Linked DNA regions of Homo sapiens: region 2 is linked to region 1. Evidence: chromatin loops called from intact Hi-C (ENCODE). Cell type or tissue: chondrocyte. All regions are shown on one strand. Links, peaks and the distances in the headings refer to the core of each region. The heading gives the core; the rest is flanking DNA.

The links. Hi-C counts contacts between places; a loop is a spot of excess contacts. Peaks named below come from ENCODE experiments on the same cell type or tissue, not always from the same donor. Only the 100,000 strongest peaks of a DNase experiment are listed, where the experiment ranks them.
Region 2: it touches region 1 in a loop (3.0-fold over the local background); 17 of 110 quality-filtered maps call a loop at or near these places.

Annotation. Positions count from the first base shown.
Region 1 is chr12:55,615,436-55,623,776 of GRCh38, forward strand. No RefSeq gene overlaps it. Among named protein-coding and RNA genes, the nearest start is that of OR10P1, 17 kb to the right of the region's middle. In chondrocyte, for the core only: CTCF peaks have their summits at 4,143, 4,380 (motif pointing left) and 4,583; a DNase peak (open chromatin) is centred at 1,765.
Region 2 is chr12:54,989,226-54,997,566 of GRCh38, forward strand. All of the region lies in intron 1 of LOC107984515 (a long non-coding RNA gene), which reads left to right. Among named protein-coding and RNA genes, the nearest start is that of TESPA1, 8.6 kb to the left of the region's middle. RefSeq lists enhancers at 1,988-2,177, 2,838-2,887. In chondrocyte, for the core only: a CTCF peak has its summit at 4,196 (motif pointing right); no DNase peak of the experiment used is centred there.

The DNA.
Region 1 (8,341 bases), core at 198-8,197:
GCCATTAACCTGCCAACCAGGGCTATGGTCTCATCTGAAGGCATGACTGAGGGAGGACCTCCTTCCAAGCTCACATCTATGGTTGCTAGCTAATTTTAAATCCTCATCAGCTGTTGTATTCCCTCAATTTCTTGTCATGTAGCCCTCTCCAAAAGATAATTTAAAACATGACCACTGGATTCCATCAAGCTGAGTGAATAAGAAAGTACCCAAGATAAAAGCCAGTCTTTTTGTAACCTAATCTAAGAAACATCATCCCATCACTTTTGCCATATTTTATTTGTTAGAAGTAATTCACTATATCAACCCTATACTCAAAGGGTGGGGATTACACAAGTGAATAAACCAAGAGGTAAAGACTATTGGGGGCCATCTTAAAGGCTGCCTATCCTGTGGGCTTAGCCTCTTTATTTTACAAATGAGGAAACTGAGGCCAAGAGCTCATGGCCCTCCACTAGGGAGTTGTTCAATGTAAACACTCATTATACCCATTTCAATTAACAGTATAAAAAATTGTGTTCAATTTTTAGAAAACAAAAATGAGTGACTCTACATATAATTAATACTCAAAGTTGATTTCTCAAGAGAGATTACTTTCAAGAATAACAAGAGATGGAAGTTTACCAAGAGTTTCTTCTCTCTACTGTTGCCAATAAACCAGGTAAAGTCAATGGATGACAAGAATTCCAAATCCGGGACAAATTCATTAACAGAGAAATGAATGAGATGTTTGGAAAGATAGAAAAACGTGTTCCATGTGGTGAGAGATGACTTCTCACTTTTCTGCCTGATGCTAACATCTCCTCTAGCTCCCCCACCAAGTTTATATCTACATCTAGCCCCAGAAGAATGAGGGGCTTCCAGACTCCAACTCAGTAAGGAGAAGTTCCAAGTTTATTTGCCAGCAGGTCAGCAGGACCTCTCTTCCTACTACCTATCCCACTAATAACCAAGTCCTTACCACTCCTCAGCTCCCAGGGCCCTGTGGGTTTTCTGTAGGAAAATAAACCTAAGAGACAGTGTTGTCTTCAAACTTTCTCTTGCCTCATCCCCATTTTTTCCTCCAAATCTTGTATCTCATTTCAGTGTTCTACTTCTCTGCAAACCACATCCAATGTTCCTTCTATACTTCACCTTTATTTGAAATAGAATTGCCCCTATTAATAGAGGCATGAGGCAGACAAATGCCAAGGTAGATAGGGGCGGATCCCCAATGAAACCCCACCTTCAAGCCAAAGACAGTTTAAAGCCCAAAATCCAAGCTACAAGTGAAATCCACAGACCAGATTGAGAACCTGCCTTCCTGTTTGGTGCACTTTCCTCTGATTGATCTCCACCATTCACCTATTTTATATATGCCTACCCTTCCCTAATTGGTTTTTATAACACTATCGTGCCCACCTTTGAGTGATGCCTCTTTTTTTTTACTTTTTTTCGTACTCACAAACCAATCAGCATGCACTCCCCTATTCTGAGCCCATAAAAGCCCCGGACTTAGGCACATGGGGAGAGAGACAACCCAACTTCAGATGAGAGACCATCTTCCCATAGCATCTCCACCAAGAGCTGTTTTGTTGCTCAATAAAATTCTCCACCGTCATCACCTTCAATGGTGGGCATATCCTCATTCTTCTTGGGCATGGGACAAGAATTTAGGAACTGCTAAACAAGGGTATGAGTTATAACACAGGCGGGCAGGGGCACACCTGGCCCAGCCACAGGCTGAGCCAGTGCACAAGCCAAGCATGGCCCTGGCGGGTTGAGTGGGCGGGCTCTCTTCTGCGGCAGGTAGTGTGGCCAAGGAAGGCCCAGGCAGGGGTATCACCAGCTGGAGGTCCCCAGCTTGTTGCAAAGTGACCAAGAAAAATCCTGTGTCACTATTGCCCCATTACCTTTCATCCCTAGCCCCTCACCATGTTGCCTCTTTTGAGGTAACAGAGATGCAGAGATATCACCTTCTCTGAGAGGAGTTTATTCCCAACACTCACTCCAAATCATCCCCATTGACATCCATGGCACCATTAACCTTTCACTCTTTGAGACTAAACACTTTGAAGTCATCCCTGACTCTTCCCTACTATCTGTCACCCACTCCTGTTGTCTCTTCCCTTAGAATCCCTCTTGGATTCACTCTACTCCTGTATTTCAACAGCCCTCACATAGTCCACATGTCAAATGTGACCAACTGTCAGAGACTGCAGGAAATGGTCACACATTCTTTGCCTCCCTACAGCCACCCTCTTTGGTAGTGACCTTCTACACTGACTCTGGAATTGGCCATGTGGCTTGCTTTGGGCAATGTGACACCAGCAAACATAATGCGAGCAGAAACTCAAAAAACGTATCCTCTGACCACCATGTGAACAAGCCTGGGCTAGCTTACTAGATGACAAAAGACACGTAATCCACTTGCCCCCATCATCCCACCTGACAATAGTCTCACATACACACAAACCCCATGGCAGAACTCCCCAGCTGGCCACTGAGGAGGCATGGGTGAGCCTATCAAAGACCAACAGAAGAACTACCCAAACAAGCCTATGCTAAATTGCCAACCCACAAAATCATAAACTAAATAAATGATGTTGTATAAGCCATTAAGTATTAGGGTGATTTATGAATCAATGAAAATTAGCCAATACACTAACAAAAAGTAAATATATGTGGCAAACACATGGTGACCCTTGATTAAGGATCTAGGATTAAGAAGTTGAGATAAGAGAGTGTTTTCCCATGTAAGTTGAAATTGATTTGATAAAATCAGGAAGTTGAACCTGGTTTCTTCTCATGTATGGTCACAGACTACAGGAAGTTATCAAGGAAATAAGCTCTAAACAGGAGGCCAACTGAGGCAGAACTATTTCTTTTTCTTCTGGAGCATTCAATGCTCTCCCCACTGGGCAACTGGCTTCCAAGGTGAGACTCAGATGGGGATACTGACCTGGTGGATTTTGAAATTCTAGTCCCAAGGACCCTGACTTGAATGCATATTCTATGTGAAATAAGATTGTAAAGTCTCCAGAAAAGCTCAAAAGTCACTTGTGGCCTGAAGTCCCACACTCTCGTCGGGAGCATTTCTGGGCCACCCTTCTCCAAGGACTCTGTCCCCTGATAATAAAATTATCAGATGGTATATAAGAGAGGTGCCTAGAGCTGCCCACTCTGAATATGTATTTCTCAAAAAGTTCAGAAAATGGGCAGGAGGGCCAGGTGCAGTGGCTCACGTCTGTAGTCTCAGCATTGGGAAGCCGAGGTGGGTGGATTGCTTGAGTGCAGGAGTTTGAGACAGCCTGGGCAACATGGTGAAACCCCGTCTCTACTAAAAATACAAAAAAAAATTAGCTGGCCAGGCGCAGTGGCTCATGCCTGTAATCCCAGCACTTTGGGAGGCCAAGGCAGGCATGAGGTCAGGAGTTCAAGACCAGCCTGGCCAACATGGTGAAACCCCATCTCTACTAAAAGTACAAAAATTAGCTGGATGAGGTGGCAGGTGTCTGTAATCCCAGCTACTCAGGAGGCTGTGGCAGGAGAATCACTTAAACCCGGGAGGTGGAGGTTGCAGTGAGCCGAGAGCGTGCCACTATACTCCAGCCTGGTTGACAAGAGTGAGATTCCGTCTCAAAAAAAAAAAAATCAGCCAGGTGTGGTTGTGCACGCCTGTAATCCCAGCTACTTCAGAAGCTGAGGCAGGAGAATCACTTGAACCTGGGAGGCAGAGTTTGCAGTGAGCCAAGACCATATCATTGCACTTGAGCCTGGGCTACAAGAACAAAACTCCATCTCAAAAAAATAAAATATAATAAAATTAGCAGGGCATGGTGGCTCAGCTACTGTGGTCCCAGCTACTGAGGAGGCTGAGGTGGGAGGATTGCTTGAGCCCAGAAGGTGGAGGCTGCAGTGAGCCAAGATGGCACCACTGCACTCCAACCTGGGTGACAAAGTAAAAAAAAAGAAGAAGAAGAAAAGAAAATAGGCAGGAGGAGGATGTACCCATCTGCTTACTTCCCAAACTGAGTCAGTCTTGAGTGAATGTTTTTCTTTCCTTTCACCAAACCCCATAGACACACAATTTATGAGCCAGGTTAAGGTAAACAAATGCTGTATCTGCCAACAATATGCAGTCTCATATTAAGCACTAGCACACTGCATTAGTAGCTTGCAAATTTATCCCATCTTCCATTTCAAAGTTATTATGATGTGAAAATAATTCCTGTATAAGGCATCCATGGGAACTGTGGAATGGGAGGTGGGGGCTGAGGACCTAGGACATTGCTTTTAGCATGTCTACGTGTAGACGGGACCAAATTCTCAGGTCATAGACTCAATATTCCAGAGATAATCTGGGTAAATGGCTCCCTCTAGTGGGACATATTATTTTTGCAACGTCTCACACACACCACGTGTTAAGAAATTCTTGAAAGGACTTAAATTCTCACGCAGTGGAATCACTGTCCAGGAATGATCTAAACAAACACTTCCCTCTAGTGGAGACTTTTTTCTTTAGAAAATGTCAAACACTGAAGGGGAGTACTCACAGATTAATAAACTCTGCCTAAATACAATTGCCAAGGAGGAGCCTTAAGGGCACTCAATAAAAATTAAAATATCACCAGGCATGGTGGCTCACACCTGTAATCTCAGCACTTTAAGACACAGAGGCCGGCAGCTCAGTCAAGATCAGGAGTTTGAGACCAGCCTGACCAACATGGTGAAAACTTGTCTTTATTTTTTTTAATTTTAAGGAAAAATAAAGAAAAATTTAAAATATAAAAATAAAATTATTAAAGAAAATTGTTATAATTGACCATACATCTGCTCTTTCCACATCACACCTCAAGTAGGAAGGACAATAACTTGGAATTTTCTTTTCCTCCCTTTGTAATAATGTGTGCCAAGGTCTTCTATGAGGAGGAGGAGGACAATGGAGCTCAGAACTGCTGTAATTTGCAATGCTGTTTTAACATGTGTAAAGTAATTTTTGTTTTTATCCTCAAAAGGCAGCACCTTCTGGGTGGTGGGGATATGGATGAAGGAAGAAGAAAGGGGGGAAATAAAGGCTAAAGAAGAACTGAAGAGGGAAAGAAAGGAAAGGAACAAAAAAAATGGGAAGGCGAGAAGGAAGAAGGTGGGAGGGAGAGGAAATTAGGAACCCCGTAACCTCGAGGCTGCCATTTACAAATAGATTTTAAGGTGTTTTCAAAGGAAGGGTTCTCACAAATTACGCTGTACTTGGAAATTTCCTTGTAAGTACAAGATTTTTAAATATATTATTGAAATATGAAACTTGATTTGTGAAGACACAAAACTTTTTTTAACTTCTATTTAAAAGGTGAACATATGGATATGACCTGGCCAGATAGGTTGGATGCTTGGAACAAATCTAATGAGCAAAATTGTATTTCCAGATTTCAGTATTTCTAAGACCATCCATGGTTTCTAGATATAAGAATTGAGGCCGGGCACAGTGGCTCACACCTGTAATCCCTGCACTTTGGGAAGCCAAGGTGAGTGGATTACTGGAGGTCAGAAATTTGATACCCGCCTAGTCAACATGGTGAAACCCCATCTCTACTAAAAATAAAAAATAAAAGTTAGCTGGGCATGGTGGCGCATGCCTGTAATCCCAGCTGCTCGGGAGGCTGAGGCAGGAGAATCGCTTGAATCCAGGAGGCAGAGGTTGCAATGAGCTGAGATCGTGCCACTGCACTGTAGGCAACAGAGAAAGACTCCGTCTCAAAAAACAAAAAACAAAGAAAGTGTTATCAAAATCCCAAAATAGCAGAACTTGAGTAATTGGCATATGCGGATTCACTACAATCTTCTCTGTTCTGCCTGTCTGTAAAAAATGTTTAATTTTTTAACGTGTAAACATAAAATGGGTGGTGCTCAAATCAAATCACTAACTTTTTTGGTATCAGGTTTGATATACTTTCTAAATAAAAAGGGAACAGAGACAGACTTCAGCAGCCCTGATGAAGTAAAGCAATCACAGATCAAAGTCGGAAACATTTAAATGGCCACAGGCCAAAAATCAGTAGCCATTAGGCTTGTTTTTAGTTTAGTTTTAGAGAAAAGTTTAAAGCCTTAAAGCAAACGTGGCTTGAGTTCTTGGCCATTCTATTCATTGTATCTTGAAATCATGGTGATCTAAGAAACACTAAAATCTACAGATATATTTGCTCATCAGATTTGTCCCAAGCATCCAAACTGTCTCGCCAGGTCACATCCATATATTCATCTTTTAAGTAGGCATTTCAAAAGAAAAATTTCGCACCTTTACAAATAAAGTTTTACGTCTCAATAAAATGCTTTAAAAATTTATATTCAGAAGAGAATTTCCAAATAGAAAGCAATTTCTGGGAATCAATCCTCTGAACACCTTTAAATCAATTTGTACACAACAGTTTCAAGATTAGAGTCTCTCTCTCTCTCAATCTCTCTCTACCCCACCCCCCAAAAGAACTTTTCAACATCTTTCTAAGCTGAAAAGAGACAAGAAACTCCTTTTTGTTTCTGACAAAAGCAATTTTAAGGTGATTAAAGTAGCATGTTCCCAATATTTTTAAATGTGCATCATTCTCAGCTGGTGTTTATGTGAGAAAACTTCATATTTCATTCCAAAAACTCCAGACATTTCAACAAAAGCATTGTATAGTCTTGGGTTACATTCTAAATACACAGAGAGATAATTTGAAATAGGCGTCCTGAGAAAGAATGTGCGTATTGAATGTTGCTGGCTAGAAGACAGGCTATGTTGTTACATACAACGCAACTGTTTGTTAACAACCATGTTAATTGATGATCAGGTGTGATGTTTTAAGCATTTTCTATCCAAACATAATAGCTTGTTATTTATGATAACATGTTACTTTATTATGTTTTAGGCAATTGGTTGAAGGTTTAGGGTAGACATGTATCACATAATATTTTTTACCACTCAAAGTGATGAGAAATAGGTTCCCAGGTAGCATATTCACACAGAACATCTGATTTTCATGAACAGATTATTGATATTAAACAGGAGATGGCTATGTAAGGATTCAGATATCTCAACACAGCATTGGAAGCCTGAAGACAACAAAACAATACCTTAGAAATTCTAAAGAAACATTAATTCCATCTAGACTACTATACCCAGCCAACTCTCAATCAAGTACAAAAATAGAATACTTTTTTCAGATGTGCAAAGTACCAAAAATTGTATTCCACCATCCAATAGCACATGGAGCTACTGAAGTGTATACCCTCCCAAAACAAAAGTAAGCTAAGAAAGAGAAAGACATTGGGTCCAAGAAACAGGAGCTCTGATTAAAAGAGAGATGAAAGACATCTCCAGACACCCCAGATAGAAGCTATGCTGAAGGCTGGAGAAAAATCAGTCCAGAGGGCAGCCTATAGACACCCACCTTCCACATACTACCCTCCACCAAATACACCACAAACACCCATAGGCCCATCACACTTAAACTACACACAATTCACACCTCACTCATGGCAATACACACTACACACAGGCTACAGGCTTGGTCCCCAGAGTCTGTGACTAATAGAAATATTGGACATTCTTTGTCAGGTCTCAAGTTTAAGAAAAGACTGTCTTTCTCGATTCCAAAATCAAAACAGACCTCTGATGACCTTCCAAGCCAGAGGTCCCCTCCTTCAGTGGGGCAATTCCTCAAGAGCCTCTTTCTACTTCACACACACTCTGAGAGCATCACCCCCACTTTCAGGGGTCACCTAGCCCTTCAGTCATTCAGCCAACCATCCACATCTCCACCTATCCATCTTCTGTTCATCTGGCCAATTGCCCATCCATTTATGTGCCTATATGTCCACCAATCAATCAAGTTGACCACCTATCCTGGACTTGTCAGGGTAGTTTTCAGACCCACAAAGAGCCTTAACACAAACTCCTTTCTAGGGAGCTGATGTTCCACCTTCATTTCACATCCCTGTGAATGAAGCAGGAGAGCTACCCCTGGAGGAGAAAGCCTGGCTCAGTTTCTCTGTCCTTAGGCCCAGAGGCCTGAATTTTTTCCCAGAATGTTTTTGATCCAAGGTTGGATGAATCCACAGATATGGAACCCATGGATGTGGAGGTTGACTATATATATATGCACACAGTCATCCCTCGGTATCCATGGGGGAATGAGTCCAGGACTCCCTACAAATACCAAAATCCAAGGATGCTCAAGTCCCTACATAAAATGGTGTAGGATTTCCAGATAACCTATGCACATCCCCCATATGCTTTAAATCATCTCTAGATTACTTATAATACCTAATACAATGTAAATGCTATGTAAACAGTTGTTATACTCTACTGGTTTTTCCATTTGTA
Region 2 (8,341 bases), core at 235-8,234, 630 kb before region 1:
TGGATACCTTCTGAGTGTCAGAAATGAGATAGATCTGGGGAAGGGACTGAGGGGAGTATAGAAGGAGAGGAAGATATACAAGGGGGAGAAACAGTATCAAATACTGTCCCTTAGAGGGCTTATTTTCTAGTATGATCAAGTAATTTGGGGAAATACAGGGTTAACAAAAGACAAACATGTTCCTTTAAGGCAGTGGTCCCCAACCTTTTGGCATCAAGGACTGGTTTCATGGAAGACAATTTTTCCATGGGAGCAGGGTGAGGGGGAGGGTTTGGCGATGAAACTGTTCCACTTCAGATGATCATGCCTGCCACTCACCTTCCTGCTGTGAGGCCAGGTTCCTAACAGGCAACCAAACTGTGCTGGTCTGTGGTCCAGGGGTTGAGGCCCCCTGCTTTAAGGCATAACTTCTTGAGGCTTTTAATAGATTAACATGAATTGTGACTCTCCTAGAAGGAGAAAGTTTTGTATTTCCCAAATGTATTGGCCTATGGATTCCCCTGCCCTCCCCTCCCCTCCCCTCTCCTTCCCTACCCTTCCCTTATCTTTCCTTCCTTCCTTGGAACATCCCAAGGAAATTATTTTGGAAAAGTTTTCTTCCACTACAGCCACTTCTCTGGATTAAATCGTGACATTAACATCTTTGATTATATTCAGATGGCTATGAACACAGGATTGAATTCTCAGTGAGCCTATGTTTCATCTTTCTTTTGATCAAGCCCATTTAACTCAGAATCACAGGTCTTAATTGAGTTCTTCTGTGTGATTTGCATGGTGAGTGCTCAGTGTTTTGTAAGCCCATGGAGGAGGACAGAGCCTGGATGTGGGTGTAAGTGCAGTGGAGGAGGAGAGATCTGAGGGTTTCATAGGATGGGAGGCAGGAGACTTTCAGGGCTAGAGAGAGATCTATCAAGAAAAATCTCATGGACTTGACAAACAAGAAATGTGGAAGAGTTTTAAAACTTGATCTCTCTTCCCAAAAGAAAAGAGGGCTTCCAGCAGGGTTCCTCCCTACACCTGGGACCTGGTACAAAGTAAACACTTATAGCAACGGTATAATTATTGATGGGGAAAGAAAGAAGAGGAGGAGTGAAAAGCAGTCAAAATTTTTAGATGATAGAGGATTTAAGGTGGGTTGAGCTATTACCTTAGTATGTTCATCTGCTACAACAGAGAAAATCCCATAAAATGGGTGATTTACAAACAACAGTAATTTATTTCTGGCAGTTCTGGAGAGAAGTCCAAAATCAAGGTGCTGGCGGATTTGGTGTCTGGTGAGAGCCTACTTCCTAAGTCATAGATACCTGTCTTCTCACTGTGTCCTCATGTGATGGGAAGGGAGAGCTAGCTCTCTGGGGTCTCTCTTATAAGGCCCTAATCCTGATCGTGAGGGCTCTGCTCTCCTGACCTAATCATTTCACCAAAATGCCACCTCATGATACCATCACCTTGGGGGTTAAAGTTTCAACATATGAATTTGGGGGGCTGGCATGAACATTCAGACTATAGCAACCTTGGAGAAACCATGAAGGGAGCATCAGGGGTTAGTGACTTCATGGATTTGGGGAACATTTAAAACCAGGTTCTTCAGACCCAACATTCTAAAGCCTTGAAAAGGATAGGCATCAAAAGACACAATAGCAGGTAAAATTCGGGCGTTGTTGTAGATTTGGTATAAGGGAAGAATAGGTAGGGTGAATGAATATGGGGTTAGAGATTAGAGGTAGAACATGAAAACATGGGTTATTGTGAGAAAGGGGCAGGAGGTCACAGATTGGAGGAAGGGGCAGATTTTTTTTTAAGAGCCTAGGTTCTTCTCTCACCTCCACAAAGGGGAGGCGCTGAAGTCTGAGGCCACTCTACCAAAGTCAGACTGCACTCGCTGTCCACAGGAGACTGGAGACCCTGGTGCGCGGTGGACACAGGTCAAAGCAGAAGAGGGTGTGGGGCAGAACCCAGCAATGAACTGCAGAACGATAGACCAAGGTTTCTGGAAAGATGTTAAGTGTTTCCTCAGTGTAGTGTCAGTTAATCAGAGGAAATGGGACAACTGCGGCCTTCTGATCAGAGGGATATCTGCAGGTGGCGAGATGGTCCATGTGGCACCCCAGAGTATGTTCCGCGCGCGCAGGAGTGTCAGATCCAAGGAGAGTTCTCTCTGTTAGGTTTGAGAAAGAGTAGGAGGAAGAGGTGGAGGAGGAAAAGAGAGAAGAGACACTGAATCAGAGAGAAGCAGAGAGAGAATCTGAGGGAAATGATTTACATGCAAGAGAAAGTGAAACTGAAGTGTAACCACCCACCCAAACTGCAAAAGGCAACTTCTCTTGTCCACCCACTGGAGGAAACATCTCATCTTTCTCAGGCACCTGGCCTGGCAACACTCATCCTGCTCCCATAGCCTGTCCTGCCTCCCTTAGAAGGTAGGAACAACTGAGAAAGTGGGAGTGAAGGAGATTTAAATGACTTAAAGTGCTCCACAGCTACATATTATAATTTTCCCTATACTTACACTGAACCTGTCCCTTTTGACCTATGCGTTAAGGAGTGAGAAGTAAAAAATCCTGTCCTTTAGGCCTTACTCTGCTTCTTTTCTGGGTTTCAGAGTCCTTAAATGTAAAATGAGGAAGTAAAAATAAACTGTCTTTAGGGTTCTTCCCAGTGTAATGTTTTATATTTCTAATAATACTATCATTTAATGAGTGAATACTCTGCGAAAAATGACTAATATATCTTAACTTGAATCCTGAAAACAATCTCAAAAGTGGATATTGTGATCCATAGATGAATTAAGTAAGATTGTGTCTCTTTCTGACTTTTCCCACCCTGCAAACCTCTGTCTTCACAGATGAACCCCCAACCTGTTACACAGTCATACATCACTTAGTGACGGGGACATGCTCTGAGAAATGCGTCCTTGTGTGAACATCATAGAGTGCATTTACACAAACCCGGATGGTATAGCCTACTGCACGCCTTGGCTATATGATGCAATCTATTCCTCCTCGGCTTCAAATCTGGACAGCATGTTACTGTACTGAATGCTGTAGGCAATTGGAACACAGTGGGAAGTGTTTGTAGCTCTTAACACATCTTAACATAGAAACAGTACAATAAAAATATAGTATAAGAGATAAAAAATGGTACACCTGTATAGGACACTTACCATGAATGTGGCTTGTAGAACTCGAAGTTGCTCTGGGTGAGTGAGTGAGTGGGTGCAGGTGACCGTGAAGGCCTAGGACATTACTGTACATCACTGTAGACTCTATAAACACTGGACACTTAAGCTACACTAAACTTACTTAAAAATATTTTTCTCTCTTCATTAATAAATTAACCTTAACTTACTGTAATTTTTTTATTTTATACAATTTTAAATTTTTGACTTTTTTGTTAATAACACTTAGCTGAAAACACACATTGTACAGCTGTACAAAAATATTTTATTTATATCCTTATTTGATAAGCTTTTTTAATTTTTAAATTATTTTATTTTACTTTTTAAACTTTTTAAAAAAATTATGACACAAATACACACATTACTTTTGGCCCACACAGGGTCAAGATAATCAATATCACTGGCTTGCACCTCCACATCTTATCCCACTGGAAGGTCTTCAGGGGCATGGAGCTGTCATCTCCCTATGAGGACGATGCCTTCTGGAAGAGGTCCTGAAGGACCTGCCTAAGGCTGCTTTACAGTTCACTTTTTAAACAAGTAGAAGTAGTGCACTGTAAGACAACAATAAAAAGTATAGTGCAGTAAACACATAAACTACATAAACTATACATAACTATACATAAACTATACATAAAAGTATAGTGCAGTTTAGTATATGTATAGGTACAGAGCACTATACATAAAAGTATAATGCAGTAAATACATAAACTACATACAAAAACTGTTACTCCAGTAACAGTTGTTTATTATCATTATTAAATATGTACTATACGTAGATGTATGTACTCTACTTTTATATGACTGGCACGCAGTGTTTGTTTACACGAGCAATCAACACAAACATGCAAGTAAACGTGAGTAATGCATTGTGCTACCACATTACCATGGCTACGACGTCACTAGGTGATAGGAATTTTCCAGCTCCATTATAATCTTACGAGACTGTGGTATATGCGGTCCATCCTTGATCAGAATATTGTTATGCAGCTCAAGACTGTACTCCTAATGACCACCAGGTGGCAGCCTATACCCATTCTTTAATCTCACAGTTACATAGGTGGAAATCTCAGATTAGCCCACTGCCCAGGAGGTTGTCTAACCCAGACTGATGAATTAACCCAATTATGGAGTATCTGGACAACCCCTGTTTGTCTGATTTGTATCACAGGAGATTGAACGAATTTAGGAGCTGAATAAGCAATCGAAGATTTCTTCCTTTTATTTTTTTGGATTTCTTTTTCGTCTTTGGAGACAGGGTCTCCCCAGGGCCCAGGCTGGAGTGCAGTGGCACAGTGATGGCTCACTGCTGCTTCGACCTCCTGGGCTCCAAAGATCTTCCAACCTCAGCCTCTCGAGTAGCTGGGACTAGGCACCACCACCATGCCTGGCTAATTTTTTTGTAGAGACAGGATCTTACTTAGTTGCCCAGGCTGGTCTCAAACTCCTGGGCTCAAGCAATTCTCCCCCCTCAGCCTCCCAAAGTGCTGGGATTACAGGTATGAACTACCACCATGCCCGGCCAGATTGCTCATTTTAAATTAAACAGTTTTCAGGGTTGAATAGAATTTCAAAAGGTTAAGGAGTAAAAAGTAGTCTGTACTCACAGAGAGATTTGAGTGAGCATAAATACCAAGATGGAAAAGTATAGGGTATGTTTGGGAAAAATCAAGTAGCTCAGCATGGCTATACTGTGAGTTGTGTTATGAGAAAGAGTGAGTGGAACCTAAGATAATTAACCTAAATTAAGTTTAGATCTAAGAAATCTTGAATACCATATTTTGGGTTATGAAATTTGTTTTAACTTTAACAGTTTTCCTTTGAAATAGAGAACTTCTGTACACCTGTCACTCTGACTTAAAATTGTTAATATTTTGCTTTATTATAATGTATTTTTTCCCAACATTTTGAGAATCAGTTGTAGATATTATGCCCCTTTGCCTCTTAAAATTAAAGACAATAATTTTCATAACTATAGTATAATTATCAAAATTTTAAAAATAACATTGATACAATCATCTAGTTTACAGACTTTATTGTTTTCCAAATAATATGTAGGATCACACACTGCATATAGTTTTCATGTCTCTTTTGTCTCCTTAAATCTGAAATTCTTTCTCTACTTTTCTTTATCTTTCATGGAAATTGAATTTTTTTCCTTTCCAATTTTTGTTTTAGGTTCAGGGGTACATGTTACATGGGTAAATTGGGTGTTGCGGGGTTTGCTGTACACATTCTTTCATCACCCAGGTAATGAGCATAGTACCTAATGGGTAGTTTTCTGATCCTCACCCTCCTCCCACTCATTACCCTCAAGTAGACCCAAAGTTGCTTCCTGCTTTGTGTCCATGGTGTACTTGATGTTGATATTTTTAAAGAGTATAGTCCTTCTATTCTGTAGAGCATCTCTCAATTTGATTTGTCTGCAGTTCATGTGATTCAATCTGCGTTAGACAATTTTGTCAGGATTACTACATGTGATGATGTCTCCCCAGTGCATCACATCAGGAAGTATGTAGTATCAGTTTTCCTATTATTGGTAATATAATGTGGTATTCTTTTTTTCCACTGTAAATTTATAATTTTCCTTTTTAAATTAAAAAGTACTTTTAAATATTTTCAAACTATGTCAATATCCTATTCCTTATTAAGCTTTCAACTCTCACCTACTAGTTTTGGTATTTTATCTTCTTAAGAGTTGGGAGTCATCAAAAATATATTGAGCTGGATAGGATAAAATCAGAACCATGTTTAGAAATGTCACCCTAGAAACTGTGAGTGTGTGATTTTACTATCTTCAACTCTGACACATTGTAGACCTTCCTTTTTTTTTTTTTTTTTTTTTTGGTTTGTTTTATTTTTTGAGATGGAATCTCGCTCTGGCTCCTAGGCTAGAGTACAGTGGTGCGATCTCAGCTCACTGCAACCTGTGCTTCCTGGGTTCAAGCAAATCTCCTGCCTCAGCCTTCCGAGTAGCTGGGATTACAGGCGCCTGCCACCACACCCAACTAATTTTTGTATTTTTAGTAGAAACGGGGTCTCACCATGTTGGCCAGGCTGGTCTCGAACTCCTGACCTCAAGTGATCTGTCCGCCTCAGCCTCTCAAAGTGCTGGGATTACAGGTGTGAGCCACCGCACCCAGCCTAGGCCTTCCTTTTGTCTGGGACTCTGGTACCCAAGTTCTGACCTGCTCCAGGTAATCTTTTAACCTTGAGTCTAGCACATACGAATCTTGGTAGATTGGTGATGTCCTCCTATCAGGCCAGTGCAGCCCAGGCTCAGATCACACATTTTGGATGGATTTGTTCCTTTGGGCAGATTCCCTTGTGCAAGGAACAACCAGCACAATCATAAGTGCAGAGACCTAACAGCTCTGGATTAAATTTGGAAAACATTAGAATATGGGAGAAAAGAAACATACATTAAGCTCTTCCAACTCACCCATCTCTCTTCTGGTTGTTTCTCTGTACATCCTCTCGTGTAAATCTCACAGCAACCCTTCAAGGCAGGCACTAGCATTCCAATTATACAGATGAAGAAACTGAGGTTCAGGAGTCTCTGTAGAAGGCCACGATTTAAAGCTTGATGTCTCTGATTCTGAAACCTATATGCATTATATACGCTACTTTATAATCCATTGATTGCAGTGACAATACTAACATTGGCTTGTCACTGACATACCAGCTTTTTAAATACACATTTTCCTCACATTCTCATGACAAGTTGTGGGAAATGGAGAGCAGATGCCAATTGTCTCATTTGACAGATGAAAATCAATGCCCACACAGCTAGTGGGAAAATCAAGCCTTTTGACTTTTAGTCAAGAGATCTGTGTAATTTTATCATGTGCCCTTTTAGGGCACGTGTGGATTTAGAGGAGTGAGGGAGAAGAGATAAGGAGAGAAATCTGTAGGGGTGGAGGACATCAGCAGGAGGAAATCTGTACAATCAAGATGGTTTCCTGAACGTGAGCTGTGGGGCTGCCCAGTGATGCCCGCAGGCTTCAGGATGCAGGACACATCTGCACCCCTGGTTCCTCTTGCCAGAGCCCAGGAGATTGGCAGGAACCCTAGGGAAGACCCAGTTCTGGGTGCAGGGCAGATGCTGAGCAGCTGAGCAAGCAGAACTCTGCAGGCGGGCGTTGGGGGTTCTCCTCTAGCTAACTTGGGTTTCCAGAGGCCTGAGAGCACAGCTTCCATATCTTCCTCCTTTGGGAGGAGGAAAGCTGGCTTCTCTTGCCTCTGACTCCCAGTGGTTCTCAAGGCCCCAGTGGGAGGTATTTGCCTGGGAAAAACAGAGCTGAAAGAGCAACAGAACCTCAAAGTATGAAGGAAAAGGAGAAACTGGCTTCTCCTCTGCTTTTTCTTAGAAGACAAGAGGCAGTTAGGGTAGGGCCAGAATGATTTTGCGAGTCCTTGAAGGGGAGAGGAAAGGTTAAAAGCCACAGGGAAAATTAACTCTGAGGGTAAAGAAAAGGATCCCCAGTGTATCCCTACATGTCTACCTACTCTCTGCAATAACAGACAGACATCTGAGTGGGACTGGCTTATGTTTGTCATAAAGAAAGATTTCTATGGATCTCCAAGATTTTCTGACAACGGGAGGGATGCGATGATGCCTGGAGGGGCCGTGTGTTCCATAGGGAGGCAGTGACTAGAGAATGGCCTGTCTGGGTTTGACTCCCTGCTCTGTCATTAACCTGCTATTTGAATTTGGGCAAGTTACACATCCTTGAAGCCTTCGCCTTCTCATGTAACACGAGACGATCATAGTGGCGACCTCAAAGTGATGTGCAAGTGAAATGAGGGAGTATGTAAAGCTTAGTATATCATCTAGTACTTAAGAAAGGAGCAGAGACTTTAGCTGTTGTCACATTTGTCACTTACAGTGAAAGAGCATTGGGTTGAGGGTGAGGAAACCTGGTTTCTATTTGTTTCTTTCTGTATATCCAGCTCTTTCCTCGGCAAACAATATCTTCTTCTTTTCCCCCATATGTCCTCTGGTAAAGAGACAGTATTGCATAAGATCCAAATTCTATTTTAACTTCTGATAGTAACTCACATTTTGAGCAAATGCAAATTACTTTACCACTCTGAGCCTCAGTTTCCCCATATATAAATGGAGAGGATAATAGCTATTTGGAGTTGTGGATTATTAGCACA